Regions from separate parts of the Homo sapiens genome. Here all the other regions are linked to region 1. A link is a contact called in ENCODE Hi-C or POLR2A ChIA-PET data. All regions are on one chromosome and are shown on one strand. Each heading gives the region's core, a stretch centred on a gene start or an enhancer-like site at or near the end of the contact. The rest is flanking DNA. Distances are from core to core; before and after follow the strand shown. Region 1 holds the start of FBXL19-AS1 (FBXL19 antisense RNA 1). Region 2 holds the start of TBX6 (T-box transcription factor 6). Region 3 holds the start of CD2BP2-DT (CD2BP2 divergent transcript). Region 4 holds the start of ALDOA (aldolase, fructose-bisphosphate A).

The links. Hi-C counts contacts between places; a loop is a spot of excess contacts on that map. ChIA-PET counts read pairs that join two places held with the same protein, here RNA polymerase II (POLR2A). Pooled maps may share reads with other maps.
Region 2: a map of B cell shows a loop between it and region 1 (27-fold over the local background). The contact joins the promoter of TBX6 here to the promoter of FBXL19-AS1 in region 1. A Hi-C loop is called at or near these places in 1 of 168 maps with a recorded cell type or tissue (B cell), 1 of 37 single-sample maps with no recorded cell type and 6 of 50 pooled maps. POLR2A ChIA-PET finds 5 or more read pairs at or near these places in 1 of 52 experiments (HEK293).
Region 3: a map of CD8-positive, alpha-beta T cell shows a loop between it and region 1 (3-fold over the local background). The contact joins the promoter of CD2BP2-DT here to the promoter of FBXL19-AS1 in region 1. A Hi-C loop is called at or near these places in 1 of 168 maps with a recorded cell type or tissue (CD8-positive, alpha-beta T cell) and 8 of 50 pooled maps. POLR2A ChIA-PET finds 5 or more read pairs at or near these places in 1 of 52 experiments (HepG2).
Region 4: a map of CD8-positive, alpha-beta T cell shows a loop between it and region 1 (4-fold over the local background). The contact joins the promoter of ALDOA here to the promoter of FBXL19-AS1 in region 1. A Hi-C loop is called at or near these places in 2 of 168 maps with a recorded cell type or tissue (CD8-positive, alpha-beta T cell and naive thymus-derived CD4-positive, alpha-beta T cell), 1 of 37 single-sample maps with no recorded cell type and 8 of 50 pooled maps.

Annotation. Positions count from the first base shown.
Region 1 is chr16:30,921,279-30,925,499 of GRCh38, forward strand. It overlaps FBXL19-AS1 (FBXL19 antisense RNA 1), which reads right to left and starts at 1,991. Exons shown (of 1, transcript NR_024348.1): 1 at 1-1,991. FBXL19 (F-box and leucine rich repeat protein 19) reads left to right here and starts at 2,294. Exons shown (of 11, transcript NM_001382779.1): 1 at 2,294-3,181. RefSeq lists enhancers at 364-1,332, 1,073-1,892, 1,333-2,300, 1,923-2,012, 2,053-2,212.
Region 2 is chr16:30,090,389-30,094,711 of GRCh38, forward strand. TBX6 (T-box transcription factor 6) reads right to left here and starts at 1,536. Exons shown (of 9, transcript NM_004608.4): 1 at 1,485-1,536; 2 at 688-853; 3 at 370-604. The coding sequence starts at 805. It overlaps YPEL3 (yippee like 3), which reads right to left. Exons shown (of 4, transcript NM_031477.5): 4 at 1,926-2,411. The coding sequence ends at 2,322. RefSeq lists enhancers at 1-873, 2,006-2,195 and a silencer at 1,526-1,785.
Region 3 is chr16:30,353,738-30,357,939 of GRCh38, forward strand. CD2BP2-DT (CD2BP2 divergent transcript) reads left to right here and starts at 1,697. Exons shown (of 2, transcript NR_184233.1): 1 at 1,697-1,883; 2 at 2,556-4,202. CD2BP2 (CD2 cytoplasmic tail binding protein 2) reads right to left here and starts at 1,571. Exons shown (of 7, transcript NM_006110.3): 1 at 1,475-1,571; 2 at 867-970; 3 at 447-585; 4 at 164-321; 5 at 1-63. The coding sequence starts at 944. It overlaps TBC1D10B (TBC1 domain family member 10B), which reads right to left. Exons shown (of 9, transcript NM_015527.4): 9 at 3,365-4,202. RefSeq lists enhancers at 585-1,536, 621-1,820, 1,511-1,805, 1,537-2,488, 1,543-1,602 and 1 more.
Region 4 is chr16:30,063,855-30,068,125 of GRCh38, forward strand. ALDOA (aldolase, fructose-bisphosphate A) reads left to right here and starts at 1,906. Exons shown (of 10, transcript NM_001243177.4): 1 at 1,906-2,073; 2 at 3,031-3,184; 3 at 3,380-3,512; 4 at 3,596-3,807. The coding sequence starts at 3,044. LOC112694756 (uncharaterized LOC112694756) reads left to right here. Exons shown (of 14, transcript NM_001365304.2): 5 at 1-394; 6 at 570-651; 7 at 3,380-3,512; 8 at 3,596-3,807. RefSeq lists an enhancer at 957-1,737 and silencers at 1,734-2,003, 2,044-2,223.

The DNA.
Region 1 (4,221 bases), core at 741-3,240:
GGGTATGGCTGCTGGCTCACACCTATAATCCCAACACTTAGGGAGGCCAAGGCGGGAGGCACACTTGTGGCCAGGAGTTCGAGACCAGCCTGGGCAACATAGCGAGACTTCGTCTGAACAAAAAAAAATTATAGTTTAAAAATTAGCTGGGTGTAGTGGCGCGTGCCTGAAGTCCCAGGTATTCACAAGGCTGAGGGAGGAGGATCGCTTAAGCCCAGGAGGTCGAGGCTGCAGCAAACTATGATCCTGCAACTGCACTCCAACCCAAGTGACAGAGCAAGACCTTAAAACACACACAAAAAAAACCAAAAAACGGCAGAAAGATGAGAAGCCGTTCCATTTGCATAGGCAGTTGAAGTGTCTAGGCAGAGGCCTCCAAGGCTGACTGGATATCAGGCAGGGGATGAGGCTGGACAGCCTGCAATGCCTCCAACTCCAGGTTGCGGAAATCGTGTTTGTAGTACCTCAGTCGAATGGAGATTGAGCGCCCCCTGGGAGCAGTGCTCGGTAACAGACGCTGGAGGACCCCGATGAGGAGGGGCGGGGGTCGGTTCAATCTGGGAGGAGCCTGCGGGTCAGTTTTCTTCTCACAGGAGCGAACTCTGTCCGGCATCATGGATTCCTGGGCTCCCAGAACGGCTGGGCTGGAAGGGACCTTAGAAAGGGATCTACCACCGCGTGCCCCGTGCCAGAGTTGGGCACTTTGGTGACAAGAACATTGGCTTGTTTAACACTCACAACTGTGCTTCGAGGTGGGGATCATTATCCCCATTGTCCCCATTTTGCAGATGAGAAAAAGCAAGGTTTGGTGGCTTCCCGGGGCGGGGCGGGGATTCGCTGTGACTCCAGGTCCTTTTCCCCGGAGCCCGCACGTCTTGTAAGACACTGATTCCCGGAGGTCTGAGGAGCAGGAATCGAGTGGGAGGTGCCCAGGCTTTCTAGGGAACAAGAGTGTGAATGCACTCTCGACGAGAACCACGCCCCCCTGTTCGACAAGACTGATTCCTGCTGCCTTCCTTTAAGGGCCCTCCCCTGAAACGCGAAGTCCTCGCCCCATGGAGAGGCGGACATTCTTTATTCCCGGATCGCCCGACGTTTTTCTCCCCCACCCGCACTGATCCCCACTGGTGACATAAATCCTTCCCCTCCACTCGCGAGTGAAAGCTTGGGACTACATTTCCCGCCAGGCTGTTCAGAAGCCGGTGGCGGAGAGAGGAGAAAAGAGTCTTTCCGTTTCCGTCGCCTCGCAATTTGGCGTGTCCGCCGGGATTCACATTTCAACAGCGACGTCCTTTCTCTGTTGGACTCGGCAAGGAACTACATTTCCCAGCAGGCACCGGCGCAGAGGTCGAGGGGCGAGGTCGCCATCTTTTTCGTAGTCCTCTCCCTCATTTCCGCAGGGAAGAGGCCAGACGCCTGGACTACACATCCCATGTCGCAGTCGCCCCGGCCCTGCAGCCGCCATCTTTGCCGGTGGCCCCGCCCCATCCCCTTCCATTGTCTCGACTTGAGATGATAGACGGGAGCCGGGAGACTGCAACTCCCGTCAGGCCGTGCGCCACTGGTGGGGGGGATTTCGAGACCACAGGCGGGCGAGGTGCCCAAGGTGGTGGAAAGCGGAGACCGGGAGAGGCTAGGTAGCCTGCCATCTTTACGGTAGTCTCCTCGTCCTCCTGGTTCCGCCATTCTTAAGGAACACTGGAAGGCTATAAAACTACTAATCCCATCGCACCTCGTAAGATCGACTACTAGTCAGGTGTATGTCCCTCTTCCGCCATCTTGCTTGTAGTCCTCTTTCCTTTTCACCTTTCCATTGTTCCTGACGAGTAGAAATGGCAGCGGGAAGGCAGCAGATGGACTGCGACTCCCGTCAGGTACCACACACGCGGAGGGTTGTGGACAGGAGGGCGTGTGAGTGCCTGGGAAGGAGGTCGGGTCGGGGGAGAAGGCCATCTTGTTTGTAGTCATCGTTCCCTCTCCTTCTCGATGTTCTGCAACTGGGAGCCTCGGGGCAACGGGACTCTAACTCCCGGCATCCTCGGCTCCCGGCTGGGCACGCCCTCCGCCGTCCTGTTTGTAGTTCCCGCTGTCCCCAGCGTCCTATTGTTCCCCCGTAGCATCAGTGGCCGCAGGACTACAACTCCCGTCGAGCCCTGCGTGCGTTCGTCCTGGAAAGTGGAGGTGGTGGAGGAAGGAGGGGGAAGGGGGCGGGGTTCCTCTGGGAGAAGGAGGGAGTAAAGAGGGGGAGGAGGAGGAGGAGGAGGGAAGGAGGAGGGAGGGGAGGGGAGGGGGGAAGAGAGGAGGAAGGAGGAAGGAGCTGAGGAGGGATGAGAGAGGCGGCCAGGGCCCCGGGCCGTAGCAGCGCGGGGCTGGGGGACCAGGGGGGCTGAGACACCCCAACTGCCCCCTTCCCCTTTCCCTCTCCCCCTCTATCCTTTCCTTCCACCCTCCCGCTTGAGGAGGGGGATTTATTCAAATTTTATTTAAATCCCTATCTCCCGAGGGTCGCGCGCTTGGGGGAGGGGGAGAGGTCGGGGGTGCGCGCGGGCTGGGGGGGGCGGGGCCGGAGCAGCTTCCTTCACCTCCCCCTCCGCTCGCCTCGCAGCCGTAGGGCAGGGGGTCGCAGTCCAGGGGCGGGCCCAGGGGAGGGGGGCAGGTTACAGCGACCCCCCCCTCCCCGGGAACCGGCGGTGGGCGGGCTTGAACCCCGGAAACGGTGGGGGGGGCCCAGGCCTGGCACTGGACCCCTGGGCAGTGGGGTCCGGGAAGGGGCCAGTTAAAGGGCCAGGGGCGCTGGGGAGAGGCGGGGCGGGGTGGGGGGAGGGGAGCTGGGACTCGGACCCGGGACTGAGTGGGCCCCGGGCAGAAGCTGAGCACCCTGCGCCCAAGGAGCCCCCGTTGGCCTGGGGGGGCTGAGGGACTGAGCCTCCCAGAGCAGGACCTCCCCCTGGAAGGGCCGCGCCGCAGCCCGTGGGAGGGCCTCGCCCCCGGCGCCCCCCATCTCCACTCGCCGCCGTCCCGGCCTCCGCCGGAGGGAGGGGCCGAGCGCCCTCGGGGGGCCGTGGACCCCGGCGTTCTGAGCGTTCCGCGCCCCGCGCCGCCCGGCCCCCCCGCCGCCGATGGCCGCCGACCCGCCGGGAGCTGCCGAGAAGGGAGAGATGGCTCCCGGGACACGTGTGAGGTGGGTTCATGCGGCTCCTCCTCACCCCCAGACCTGGGCAGCGCCCACTCCCATTCATCCTCAGCCCGGCCTCTCTCTACCTTCCCCGCCCCCAGCCTCACCCTCTCTCTACTCCAAACTCATCTCCAGCCCTCCTTCCTATGACCTCTCCACCCTGGGGAACTGGCCCTCCTTCCTAGACCCTGCTTCCCCTTGAAAGCCCCCACCCCCGCCTGCAGTCGCCGCCCTCCAGGCCCCTCCCCTGGAGCGCTGGAGGGCCCCTTAGCCCCATGGATGGGTATGAAAGTCCCCGGAAAGGGGGAATCTGGGGTAAGACTGACTGGGAAGAGACCCTCCAGGCTTCTAATTCCACATGGGATCTTGGAGGATCTGGTTTCCATGGGAGGGGGAGCCCAAGGGATTCTAGATGATTAGGGATGAAAGCAGCCCGGGAAGCTGGGGGTCCTAGGACTGAGCCCATCCTCAGTTCTGGGAAGATGTCAGGCTGGATTCTAGAATCCCAAGGAATTTGGGAGATTGCCCAGGTGGACCTGAGGGATCCAAGAGGAGGGTGTCCTGGAGGAGGGAACCCTGTGGGGAACAAGAGGGGCTGAGATCTTGGGCTGAGAAGGGTCTCTGAAGAAGCATCTCCAGGGCTGTCAGAGCTCTGGGGAGTTAGTGGGCAGAGGAGATCGTTAGGGACTTGGGGGCAAGGATCTCGCTGGATCTGGTGAGGATAACTGGGTTGAGGGGAAGAGAGATTGGATGGCTGCTGTGGATGAAAAGGTTGGTGGGGCGGGGGGGAGGAAAAGTCCGGAGCTTCCGTCTAGGAATCTCTGGGTATCTGGGAGGTGAATCTGGGCAGTTTACCCCAGATTGAGGTTGGGGAGAGCCTGGGATATTCTACACTCGGATAACAGGGGAAGAGTTGGGATCTCTCCAAGCTAACACCACGGACAAGGAGTGCCTGGCCTTTCCAAGGAGCTCCGGTGTGGGGATGGCAGAGGAGAGGGCCTCGGTGTCCCCTCCTGCTCCCTGGGCTAGGGAAGGGACCCTGAGGA
Region 2 (4,323 bases), core at 286-2,785, 830 kb before region 1:
AGATTTCCCTGATGCTGGTCAATGGGCTGGCCCTTGACCCCCTGTCCTTGTCTGGATGCTGGTCTAAGCCACACACTAACCTATAACCCAGAGGGACTTCCTGACCCTGCCCCAGACTGACCCATGACCCTTGCCATAGATTGGTCCCTAAACTCAGCCACAGACTCCACAGACTGGCCCTTAACCCTTGTCACAGAGTGACTCCTGATTCCTGCCACAGAGTAACCCTTGCCCCAGGCCATAGTCAGATTCTAGGCCTAGGCAGAGCTCTAGCCCCTCGGGAACCACCCAGTCCTAGCCCCCTCCCCAGGGACTCTGCCTTTCCCAAGAGACCCCCACCAGAAACACGGACCCTGGCCAGCCCCTCACCTCCCAGCTTTGGTGATGATCATTTCTGTTCCCACAGAGCTGAACTCCTTCCATAGCTCCCGGTTCTCCAGGCTCAGGCTGACCCCCGGGAGGGAATGGAGGGCCTCTGGAGCTGATGGGGCCGGCTCAGTGCCCATGGCAGGGGGCAGAAGGGGCAGAGGTGGGTGCGCGGCCAGGGTGCGGGGAGCAGCCTCCATCCCGGAGAGGAAGCAATCCAGTTTAGGGGTGTCCAGTTCTGGAAGCCGGGGAAGAATGAGGAGCCAGCCGAGGGCCACAGCCCCCCTATTCTCCTACCCAGGAGCTGGTCCCAACGCTCACCGGGGTAGCGGTAGCCCTCCGCTAGGGCGGGTGGGAAGCTGGAGTCGGCCCCAGGTTGGGCGGGCCCCAGGCGGTAGCCGGCCCCCAGGGACGGGTACAATTCTCGTGGATGGTACATGTTGTAGTTCCGTCTGGCCTCAGGTCTCGCTGCTTAGGGCCCCCGGTGCTGCGAGATGCCCCCTTTATAGCTCACAGCTCAGCCCCTTCCAGATCCAGGATCACAGCCCCTCCCCTCTTTGGGGCCCTGGAGTTGGGCTGGGGTGGAGACCCCTGGGGCCTCGAAGGGGTCCGAGAGGGGGTCGGATACCTGGGTACGGTCCCCTCCTCCCCTCCCTCCCCACCCCGGGAGGCTTCATTAGCCTCGACCCCCTGCCCCCTCATTACATAATTAACTCCTCGGCTTGATTGATCCCCAGGGCTCGGACAGGGACGCAGTTTGGCGCTTCCGGCCAGCTGGTCCCCGTTCCCACGGTGGGGAGCCCCGGCTAGGGATAAGCTGGGGGGCGGGGCCTGGAACCTGGACGGAGCCAAGAGTCCCGGGACACACCTTGGCGCCCCAGACCTTCTGGCAGGTGACCGCCCTCCGCCCCCCTTCACTTGGAGGCCGGGCCCTGGAGGGAAGCAGCGTGAACAGAGGGAAAGTGCAGGCTAGAGGGACGCGGCCTGAGCTGATTTCACAGGGCACTCGGGGCCGCGAGGAGGCCGCAGCCCAGTCCCGAGCACCGTAGTCCTCCCTGGTCCCCATGCTAAAAAAACCTCCATCCCGAGCCAAGCCTCCAAAGTTCGAAGGCGCTCACAGTCCGACAGCTTCTGACGCCTCGCGCCAGGGTTTCCCGAAGGTCCCGCGCTGGGGAACCCTCGGAACTACACTTCCCGGCAGGCTCAGCGCTGAGGCGCGCCCGAAGGAGCCGGACGGACCACGCGGGGGCCGCTGGGAGTTGCAGTCCGACCGCGAGGGGGCTGCGAGGCCGGCGGCGCGGTTGCCTCCCTGGGACGCTGCCCCTAGGCGGCGGCCAAACGCTGCAGATGAGCAGACGCAGATCAGCCGAGGTCACGGCGTAGGCAGCCAGAGTGGGCTCAGGACCTCCGCCAGCAGTGAAACCGTCCCGGTTCCCGGAGACCCAGCTTGGACGGCTGTGCCTACCCCATGCCCCGCCGGGGCTCAGAACCGCACAGGTCTATAGGGGCGGAAATCTCCGCTTGAGCTCCCCCTTCCCGGATTACACGCGAGCCTGAGCTGTCTCCACTCCATTGTTTTATTATGTACAAACGCTACAGAACGAGGGGGACAGACACGCGTGGGGTAAGAAGGGCCTGGTGGGAGGAGTTCACAGAGCAGACGGTGCACTGGGACCAGGAGAGCAGAACACAGGCCATAACTATAGGGCAGGTGGGGCAGGAACGGGTTAAAAACGAGATCCAAGCCAGCCAGATCGCAGGAGGTGCGGGGGCGTCGTCCCCCTTCTGTTCTCCCCCCAAGGTCACAGTGCATGCAATAAAATATATATACAGGAGCTAGATCCGTCCTCTGCAGGGGCTCTGAGGGTCCAGAGCTCCCTTCGGGTGGCGGGAAGCCAGTGGCGCTCCCTGGCGGCCAGGCCGGGCTGGAGCCACATGCGTCGGGGGAGCGGGGGTCAGTCCCAGCCGTTGTCTTTGATCATGTGGTTGAGTTCAATGATGTACTTCCCCTCTTTGTACTTCTGGCTGCTCTCAAAGGCCTGTTCCTGAAAGGAGGGGCGGGACCGTCATCCCCGGAGCAACAGTCTCACCACAAGGCACTGGGGTTGGGAAGTGGACATGAGTGGCCCCATTTTACATATGAGGAAACTGTGGCCCAGAGGGGCAGGGCCGTATTTCTCACAAACACAGAGTAGAATAGAACTCCCTGACTCAAAGGTACTTTTTTAAGTACTAATGATGGCTCCAACAGAGAAGATAGGGAAGTGGCTAAAAGATTTCACAGTTCAGGGTTTGCAAACTGGTAGCTTCATGGCCATTTTGGCCTACAACATGTATTATGTTTGGACAGCAGACAGTTTAATAAAAATAACTTTAAAGTATTAAAATATAAGTAGGCCTTGCTCACTCCAGTTTGCCCAGCCTGCCCCCAACTCCCAACCCTGCCAATCTATGCTACCCTTTACACATCTACAGTATCTGCTTGGCCTTGCAGGCACTTGAGGTTTTTTTGTTTGTTTGGTTTTGAGAGGGAGTCTTGCTCTGTCGCCCAGGCTGGAAGTGCAACGGCGCGATATCGGCTCACTGCAACCTCCGCTTCCCGGGTTCAAGTGATTCTGCTGCCTTGGCCCCGAGTAGCTGGGATTACAGGCGCCCACCACCACGCCGAGCTAATTTTTGTATTTTTAGTAGAGATGGGGTTTCACCATGTTAGTCAGGCTGTTCTCGAACTCCTGACCTCAGGTGATCCACCTGCCTCAGACTCCCAAAAGTGCTGGGATTACAGGCGTGAGCCACCACACCCAGCCTGGCACTTGAGTTTTTGACCTCTTGTTTAGGCCAGCTCTTTATTAATTATTATTATTTTTGAAACGGAGTCTCGCTCTGTCTCCGCTCACTGCAAGGCTCTGCCTCCTGGGTTCACGCAATTCTCCTGCCTCAACCTCATGAGTAGCTGGGACTAGAGGCGCCCGCCACCACACCCAGCTGATTTTTTTTTTTTTTTTTTGTATTTTTGGTAGAGATGGGGTTTCACCGTGTTAGCCAGGATGGTCTCAATCTCCTGACCTTGTGATCCACCCGCCTCGGCCTCCCAAAGTGCTGGGATTACAGGTGTGAGCCACTGTGCCTGGCCGGCCAGCTCTTTATTTGGTAGAGGTCCAGAGTGGCCAAGCCACCTGTCCAGAGACACACAGCCAATCTGTGGCAGGGTCAGCAGCGAGCTCAGGTCAGGGCTGGCTGGCTGGCTCTGCCTGGGACATCCACCTCACAGAGGCACCACAGTTCCAAGCGACGCCTGAAGAATCCTGTCCCTTGCAGTGTCCCAAGAGCATCTTCCTGAGCATCTAATCTGATCCCTGTAACAATCCTGGGTGCTAGGCAGTGGCTTTATCTTCCACTGAGAGATAAGGAAATGAGACTCAGGGTAGTGAAATCAGACCCTGGACAGCAGCAGTGGCAATGAGGACTATGGAAAGGGAGGCTGGTGAACCCAAGCTCCATGTTGTTGCAGAGTCTGGGGCAATTTTTCTGATACTCTAAATGACAATATAAGCTGGTGACCAAGGGTTTGGAGTGAAAAAAAAAAACCAACCAACCAACTCAGATTCTGGTCCCTATTCTGTTACTTACCAGTTGGGTGATCTTGGGCAAGTTACCTAACATCTCTGGGCCTCCCTGTCTTCTTCTGTAGAGATAATAATAGCTTCTACCTAGAGGATCACTGCAATGATTGAATGAGATAATAGACGCCAGGCACACAACAGTGCAAGGCACATAAACATTCCATAAATGGTGACTCTGATTATATCCTAACTCTCTAATGGGGATCCAAGTGCCTGGGAGAGAAGGGATGGGTTAAGAGAAAAGTTCTACACCCCTTGCAAGGTGCAAGATAAAGAGAATGTGGTCAGGGATGCTGACTTGTGTGAGCTCGGCCTATGCAATCTGAAAGGCTAT
Region 3 (4,202 bases), core at 447-2,946, 570 kb before region 1:
GCTGTCCTCCTCCTCCGAGTCTGAGGCCTGGCGCTGGCCAGGTGGCCGCTCCCGGATCTTCACCTGTAATGGGAAGATGGAGTGATTTCCCACCAACTGCCACGGGAGCAGGCCCAGCATCTGCCACTCCCAGGCCCCAGCCACGCCAGCCCCTGGGCCGCACCCAGTCAATGTTGTCCAGCCAGCTGTCTCGGATCTGAGCATCCCGGTTCAGGAAGTAGTTGCCATCGGCATCAAAGTGGCCTTCCTCCATCTCCTCCTGCAGGTTAAAGGGTGTGATCCGAACACCCCCCTCGCTGGGGAGTGTGGCTGCCTCCTGACCTGCACCAAAGACACAGGTGCCCTTTTCCAGGCATGGAAAAAAGAGACCGGAGCCTCCCTCGCTCCACACCACCAGAGGCCCCTACTTGTTTTTCCAGCAGAGTGTATTCTTGGGTACAGCTTACCTTCTACATCCTCTGAGGCCAAGATGTCATATTTGCTGGACCCCCCATCATCATCATCCTCCTCCTCATCGCTATCCAAAGAGTGTTTGCCTTTAAAGCGGCTCCCAGGACCCCCTGACCCAGCCACAGGGTCCACCAGCTGTGAGCAGGAGCCAGAAAGTTGAGAAATGCAGGTTACTGGCTACCTCCCCAAATACTTCCGGATCTGGACCCAAATATTCCCCAAATATTTCAGGATCTCGACTACTTCCCCAAATATTTCAGGAGCCACACTAAAGACGCTCCCAACCCATTCCTCAGAGAACCTGAAAAAACTAGGCTTTTCTCTGCCTGCCCGCCCCGCCCCTCTCCCGCCAGCTTTCTTCCTCTTCAGGCTTCTAGCTCCTCTTTCCCCCACACAAAGCAGTCTGGCCCCCTCACCTTCTTCTTGGGGACAATGATTTCATCCTCATCCTCCTCATCTCCCACGCCTTGGAAGGTCACTTTCCTCTTTGGCATGACGGGGCAAAGAGGTGTTTCTCAAGCTGAGGAAAGGATGCAGAGGAAGGGAACCGGGTGAGGAGGGGACTCGCCAACAGACGCAGCACAGCAAACATTTTTCCTGGTCTGTGACAGGTACAGTTTGGGAGCGGAGGGAGCACAAAAGCAGGGGCCGAAAGGAAGCTGGCAGCCAGGAGGCCTCCAGGACTTGGGTCTAGCATCCGCGAGTTAAACGGGGCGGGGACGGAGGAGCGGACCCTCTGGATCCCCCGACCCTGGCTGAAAGGAGACAGGCTTCACCACGTGACCGCCCCCAACTCCAGCCCCCGCAGTCTGCGCGCCACCGGCTCCACGGGCTGACCCCCGCTCTCTACCCTGGCTCTCTCGGAGCTCGCCGGGCCCCGGCAGACCCAGGACCTGGCGCTCTCGCCACCCCGTTCCTCCCTGCTCCGAACTCCCAATTCCGTGTGGTGAGCCCCAACTGTCCCGGGCTGTGTACAACTTAGAGGGCCACGGGGATTCGGGCGGTCCCACCCTCGCGCACTCACCTGGGAATCCGCGGAAGGCGAGGTGGAAAAAAGAAGAGATGCTTGCGCCAGGGCTACATCCGGGGCACCCGGCCGCCATCACCCGGAAGAGGACTGCGGAAGGCGCCCGGGAAGCCCGGAAGTGGCTTCACTCGGGTTAGGGAACTAACTGGAAGAGCGGGCGGAAGTATGCGATAAGCGAGCGAAGACGCCTCCACCCTCTCTCCCGCCAGAAGTGACGTCAGTCACGTGGGAGGACAATGGTGAGAAGAGGGAACCTAAGAATTCCTGGACTCTGACTGGGCGTGAGAAATGGCCGGAAGTAGCTTCGAGTCCGTCATTCAAGCAGTAGAGGCTCTGGAGAAAAACTGGAGCGCATCTGCTTAAAGGGCCGCCCAGGGTCAGGATGGAGGGGCAAAGTCCGAGCAGGGTCAGTGGGTTGCTGCTCCGTTTTCCTGTCCTGGGTTCAAGTCACCCTTCCCCCAGGGCTAAGGGCTCAGCGCCCCTACCGTCTCGTTAGAAATCCTGCCTTCCCATTCCTATGGTCCAGTGGTCAGCCCTCCTAGCCTGAGAGGTGCAGCCTTGCCTCTCCGAGGGGAAGCCTGACTCTCCCGATGGCCAGCCTGGGGCCCCTGGACGGCTCTCCGGGCACTTTCTGAACACACCTCCCTTTAGGACCCAGGGGAAATAATTTGTCCCACGCCCATACCCTGGGCGAGTTCCTGGTTTCTGAGGTGGGAGAGCCATCACTGGAGAGGTGGCATTGGCGCCAGTACTCAGGCCAGAAGCCCCTTGTGCCCTGCTCTCAGGTAGGCCTGGAAAAGGGCAACAGTGCCTCTCTGCAGCATGAAGCCCCCCTGAGCAAACAGGGCCTAGCAACTCCTGCCCAGGTAGCGGAATGTGGCCCAAGCAGAAGGGGGAATTGGGGAGGTAGCGGGGATCAGCCCCTGTGCTGGGACCCCTAGCTCTTGACACTCGGAGCCTGCATCCCCCTAAGCCAAGACTGTGCGCAGGCAGCACGTGCTGAAGCCAGACGAGGACAGCATGAGAGTTCCCCTACTCTTCCCCCAGGCAACTAGATGGGCCACTTCTCTCTCCCTAGGGGTTTCCTCCCATATTGGATCACGATGAAAACTGCACAGAAAGTCCGTGCTCAGTTTCTTCCATGGTTACAGAACACAGGCCCCAGACCAGGAAGGCATTCTGCTAAAGAAGGGGACCCGAAACCTCAGCTACCAGCGCCGATGGTTCATCCTCCGAGGAAACCTCCTCTTCTACCTAGAACACTAGACCGACCATGCACCCCTGAGCCTCATCCTGTTAGAGAACTGCCAGGTGGAACCACACCTTAAGGCTGCAGAACCCTATGCCTTTACCATCCTGACCCCTGGGGTGGAGGGCACAGGTGGGCGGGCCTACAAGCTGGCTGCAGAAACCCAGGAAGAGCTGGAGACTTGGCTGTGGGCACTGGCTGGCGCGAGCTGGAGGCGGCTGGCTGGGCTGCTGTCCCCCCTCCCCCCCCACCAAAACCCAATACTGGGAGCTGTGCCAGGCAACTGGCCAAGAACCCATCTCATCCCCAGAGGACAGTGGCTTTCTAGCCACTGTGAGTACCCCCTCCAGCTTCCAGGAGTTGCATGAGCACTTTGGGAAGGAGATCCGGGTGCTGCACGTGGTACATAGAGAGCTCCAGGCAGCCAGTGACAATGGAGACAGCAGATCCCAGGCAAAGATGGAGCAGGAGCTCAACCAGTGTCTGATGAGTGACTGAGAGATGGACCCAAAGCTAAGAGGTACCTACTTGCCAAGACAGCAGACTGCTTCAACAGAGACCCAGGTCCTGGCTCTGTCCCTCCCTCCCTCGTCCTTACCCCATCCCCCCCTCATCAAATAACAAGGCAGAAAACAGGCCCAGGTACAACAGCAGGTTCTTTTCCAATTCCTCAAAGCGCTGCATGGGGTGGGGGCAGAGACAGAAGAGAATGTAAACATTGGGTTCCACCCCCTGGAGCTCAAGGGAAGACCCTTACCCAGATAGGGACTAACTGGAGGGGTGGAAGGGAACAAGGTGAAAGGTATGGGTCCTGGTGAGACAAAAGCAGGGGGGCCTGAGAACACAGAGCAAGGTGGGTTTGGAGGGAGCACAGCAGGGTGCAGGAAGGGAGATGGGGGACATTTCCTATTCCAGTGCATGTCCCCTTAAATAAACTGGGTACAGGAGCATTATGGAAGGAGAACCAAAGGACAGAAGACAAAGCGAGCACCCCCACCCCAGGCCAACGCCATCCTCTGTACACAATTACAACACAGGTCCAGAATGAGAGCCCTGGCCAGGAAGTGGGGGAGACAGGGAGGGCTGAAGACAGGGAAAAGGAAGCCAGCTCCACCTCATGGTAAGGGGAGCTATGGAGTGTAAGAATCTGAAACTGCTGACTCCCATCACCAGGAGTCACCCCTGGGATGACAACGGGCCATTCAGGACAGCACCTAGGAGGGGACCCAGAGGGAACTGGGGCAGGAGCGACAGAGACCCCAGCTGAGCCTCATGGGAGATGAGAGGCTCCAGACTCATTTGCAGCTGCCCATCTGTCCTGCCCGTGTAGGGATCAGCAGCTGGCGAGGAGATGGGGAACCAAGCCACTTTCCCCAGCAAGGGACAGCCTGACAAGGTGCTAGGGGGTGGCACCTTGGGCCAGGCCTGTTCTTGGCTGAGGGAAAGAGGGGGGCCATGCAGTCCAGCCCCAGGGCA
Region 4 (4,271 bases), core at 656-3,155, 860 kb before region 1:
CCTGCCCTCTGGGGAGCGGCCAGCCCCCAGGGCCCATGTGCCCTCCTCCCTGAAGAGCCTTTCCCCACGCCACTGGAACCACAGATGGCCTGCCGAGCACCCAGGCCTGGGAACTGGAAGTGGCAGCGCAGGGCCTGGCTCCCTGCAGGGCAGGACTCTTGGCCGGCTGGACGGCAGCTCCTCTGGAGGGCCAGAAAAGAGAGGGGCTAGTGCTCGGGCAGGTGCCCTGGCTTCCCTTCCCCTCCACACGTCAACGATTCTATTTGAAGTTGGGCAGGGGGGTGGCGCTGCTCACCACACACAAGTGTTATAGGAGGAGTCTGGCCCTTGAGTACCGGGTACGCAGGGGTGCCTCAACCACACTCCGTCCACGGACTCTCCGTTATTTTAGGAGGTGAGTGTAGTGCCAGTATCTACTCTCCTTCTTAAAAAAAACCAGGGCTCCAGAGAATCAGAACAGCCACCATCACCGCAGGGAGTCAAGGGAGGAGGGAGATTAGAGAAGGAGCCAGGGAGGGTGGCAGGGAGGCCACGTGATCCGAGTCCCCTCACCCCTTTCCTTCCCACAGGTCCCTGGCCAAAGATTTATTTCTCTTGACAACCAAGGGCCTCCGTCTGGATTTCCAAGGAAGAATTTCCTCTGAAGCACCGGTGAGTGGGCAGGGGCTCCCTCCCCATCAATAGGGCCGACCCAAGTCTTCCTCCCCCTTCCCCCATGCCGGGCCCCACGATAGTGTGAATGTCAGGGGCTTCAGGTTTCCCTAAATATAGGTCCCTGCCAGAGGATCCGTGGCGGGAAAAGGGCAGGGGTCATTAGAGAAGATCGGGGACACATGTGGGGCGGGCAGGAGCTGCCTTATAACCAGCCCGGGAACCCCTAGCTCACTCGCTGCTGACCAGGCTCTGCCGGCTCCTTCGGCCTCGCCGCAGGTGGGCCCCTTGCAGGACCGGGCCGGGGTGGGGATGGGGTTGGGGTTGGGCCAACAGGGTCCAGATGGGGTCCAGGTGAGGAGGGGAGATTTGGACGATAGGAGCAGGGGGCTCAGCATCTGGGAGGCAGATCAGTTCGGGGACGGATTTTCTTTTGGAGAAGGAAGTCAGGCTCAAGGAAGACGTTTGGCAGGAACTGTGACCCCGCATGCCAGAGGCCGAGCAGCGGCCGGTGCATAGCCGCGCATTCTGGTTTTCTGTGGCGCAGAGGACTACCAGCCTGGCTGCGGCGGCCCGGCGGAGAGCGCGCACGCATGCGCGACCCAGCCCGGCCTGCCAGCCTGGAACTCGGATGGGGAGGTCTCGCCTCCGCGCGCCGCTAGTTCCGCCGCCTTCTCGCGCTCCCTGCGTGTCCTCTCGATGCCCTTTCCTCCGCCTCCCTTACGCCTGGGCCAGTGACAGGGTGTCGGCTCCGCGCCGATTCAGCCCGCGGGCGAGGCAGGCTAACGCACGACTGCGCGATGTGGCCCCTATGGTGACACGCGCTGCAGCCGCGAAGACCGGAAGCTGGGGCGGCCCCGGGCCGCGCGCGCTGGGCCTGGGAGGCGAAACTCAGCTTCCTTCGTTTCCGACTTTTCCATCCGCGTCCTCCACTTCCCCGTTCCGCCCTCCCCCATTGCCAACATTCTGGCTGAGTCACGGCGCCCCAGAGCGCGCCAGGCTGGGGGAAAGGAGCAGAAGGGAGGGCCCTAGCGACCCGCGGGATGTGGTCCGAGTCACGTCCGAGGGGGGTGGGGAGGGATCGTGTTCTCGGCGCCCGCCCCTTCCTAGCGCGGCCTCTGGGCTGCGCCTCTCGGGGGCGGCCCGTAGCCCAGTCCGTCGCCTGCCATTGGACGCCGCCCGCTCCTCGTAAAGGAAAAAGCTCGGCGGAGGGCGGAGTGGTGCCTTTAAAAGGCCGGGCGCCGCCTTCCGCCTGCCCGCCTCCTGCGCCGCCCCTTCCGAGGCTAAATCGGCTGCGTTCCTCTCGGAACGCGCCGCAGAAGGGGTCCTGGTGACGAGTCCCGCGTTCTCTCCTTGAATCCACTCGCCAGCCCGCCGCCCTCTGCCGCCGCACCCTGCACACCCGCCCCTCTCCTGTGCCAGGTGAGCGCCCCTCTTCACGTGCGGGGACCAGGGACCGTGGAGAGGGATCTTGGGGGCAGTGGCGGGTTGGGCGTCCGCGTGGAGGCCTCCCCCATCCCATGCCAGCGTCTCCCCACTACCAGGCACACACAGGCTCCCCGGCCCCTCCAGCCTGAGGTCCTCTAACTGCGCAATGCAGCGGCTGCGCGCGCTGAGTCATGGCGGGGGAGGAAGCCGGACGAGATGAAGGACCATTCTCCCCCTTTTCTTGCAGGGACCCCTGTGGCAAAGGATTAGGGCCCCTTAGCCCTGGCGGGGATCCTAAGAGGCAGTGAGGGGTGGGGGCCGGCCCATGTACAGCCCCAGGGTTCTCGCAAGTGGGAGCTTGGTTTCTGTCCTGGGAAACGGGGCGCCCTTCGCGAGGAGGGAAACCCCTCCGCGGTGCTTGATGCCCCCTTAACACTTTCCCTGTCTCTCCTTATCGGGCGACCTTGATTCTGAGCCCGGAACAGCTGCAGCCATGCGAAGCGACGGGAGCATTTTTCAGGGGAAGGCGCTTGCTCCTCCACGTTCTTGCCCCGTAGGAACAGTGACGATGGCAAAGCTTACCGCTTTCCTCGCCTCGGGCTAGGGCTTGTTCCGCCGCCCTTTCCTGGGCTTCTCCTTGCTCTCTTATATTTTTCCTAATGCCCCTTTCCTACCACCCGCCCCCTCCCTTGTGGGGAAAAGCCTGACCTTGGGATGTCCTTGAAGCCTTGGAGCCCGGGCCAGCCCTGGGATCTTGAGGGGATTGGAAGGAACACCCCAGTGGCAGTCAGAAGAGCTGGGTTCTAATCTCAGATCTGGCTCCGGGGTTGCTGTGTGGCTTGAAGCACAGACCTTTCCCATATCTGGGCCCTTTCCCACGAGGGTGTTGGGCCCTCTGCTTGATTCACGATCTTTACATTCTAAAATACTCCGGTTCGGTTTTGTTTTCAGGCAAGGTGACCCCATGGCAAGGCGCAAGCCAGAAGGGTCCAGCTTCAACATGACCCACCTGTCCATGGCTATGGCCTTTTCCTTTCCCCCAGTTGCCAGTGGGCAACTCCACCCTCAGCTGGGCAACACCCAGCACCAGACAGAGTTAGGAAAGGTACAGGGGCAGGCCTAGCAAAGGGAAGTTGGGCGTAAGAGAGAGCTGGGGACCAGAAGTGCCCCAGGGCCTGCTGGGTGTGGGGCAGGGGAGGTAGGGAACATTTCCCTGACCTCCAGGAGAGGGGCCCTGGTCATCGGGAGATGATGGGAAACCCTAGCTAACTAGTCCTTCCCCTCTGTTTCCTGTATCCAGGAACTTGCTACTACCAGCACCATGCCCTACCAATATCCAGCACTGACCCCGGAGCAGAAGAAGGAGCTGTCTGACATCGCTCACCGCATCGTGGCACCTGGCAAGGGCATCCTGGCTGCAGATGAGTCCACTGGTGCGGGCAGGAGACAGAATGGGTGGAGGGTGCAGGGTTGGGAGTGGCAGGCTGATCCCCTAATTCCCATGTGACACTCCCAGGGAGCATTGCCAAGCGGCTGCAGTCCATTGGCACCGAGAACACCGAGGAGAACCGGCGCTTCTACCGCCAGCTGCTGCTGACAGCTGACGACCGCGTGAACCCCTGCATTGGGGGTGTCATCCTCTTCCATGAGACACTCTACCAGAAGGCGGATGATGGGCGTCCCTTCCCCCAAGTTATCAAATCCAAGGGCGGTGTTGTGGGCATCAAGGTAAGGGGAGGGCCTCCGGACGTGAGGTTTGAGATGGAAGTGGAGGAAGGAAATCCAGGTTAGTGAGGCAGGGAATGAATGCTGGATTGGTGGCCTAGAGACTTGCATGGAGCCTGCTTCAGGCTTAGGGCATTTACTCGACATTTTTAATCCTCACAATTCTGAGAGAACAGTATCATTCCCACTTTACACATGAAAATCTCAGAAGCTCAGGGAAGTGAAGTGTTTTGCTCAGAGTAAGTGGCAGAGCCCCAGTCTGACACCCAATTCACTCAACATTTCTGTTGTCAAATAACATCCCAGTGTATCCTGTCTCAGAGGATTGTTACTAAGTGAACTAAGTGAAAATATTTTAATTTAATTGTAACTAAGTATTTGAGTAACTAAACATTTTAAGTAAATTTTTTTTTTTTTTTTTTTTGAGATGGAGTCTCGCTGTCTCCCAGGCTGGAGTGCAGTGGTGC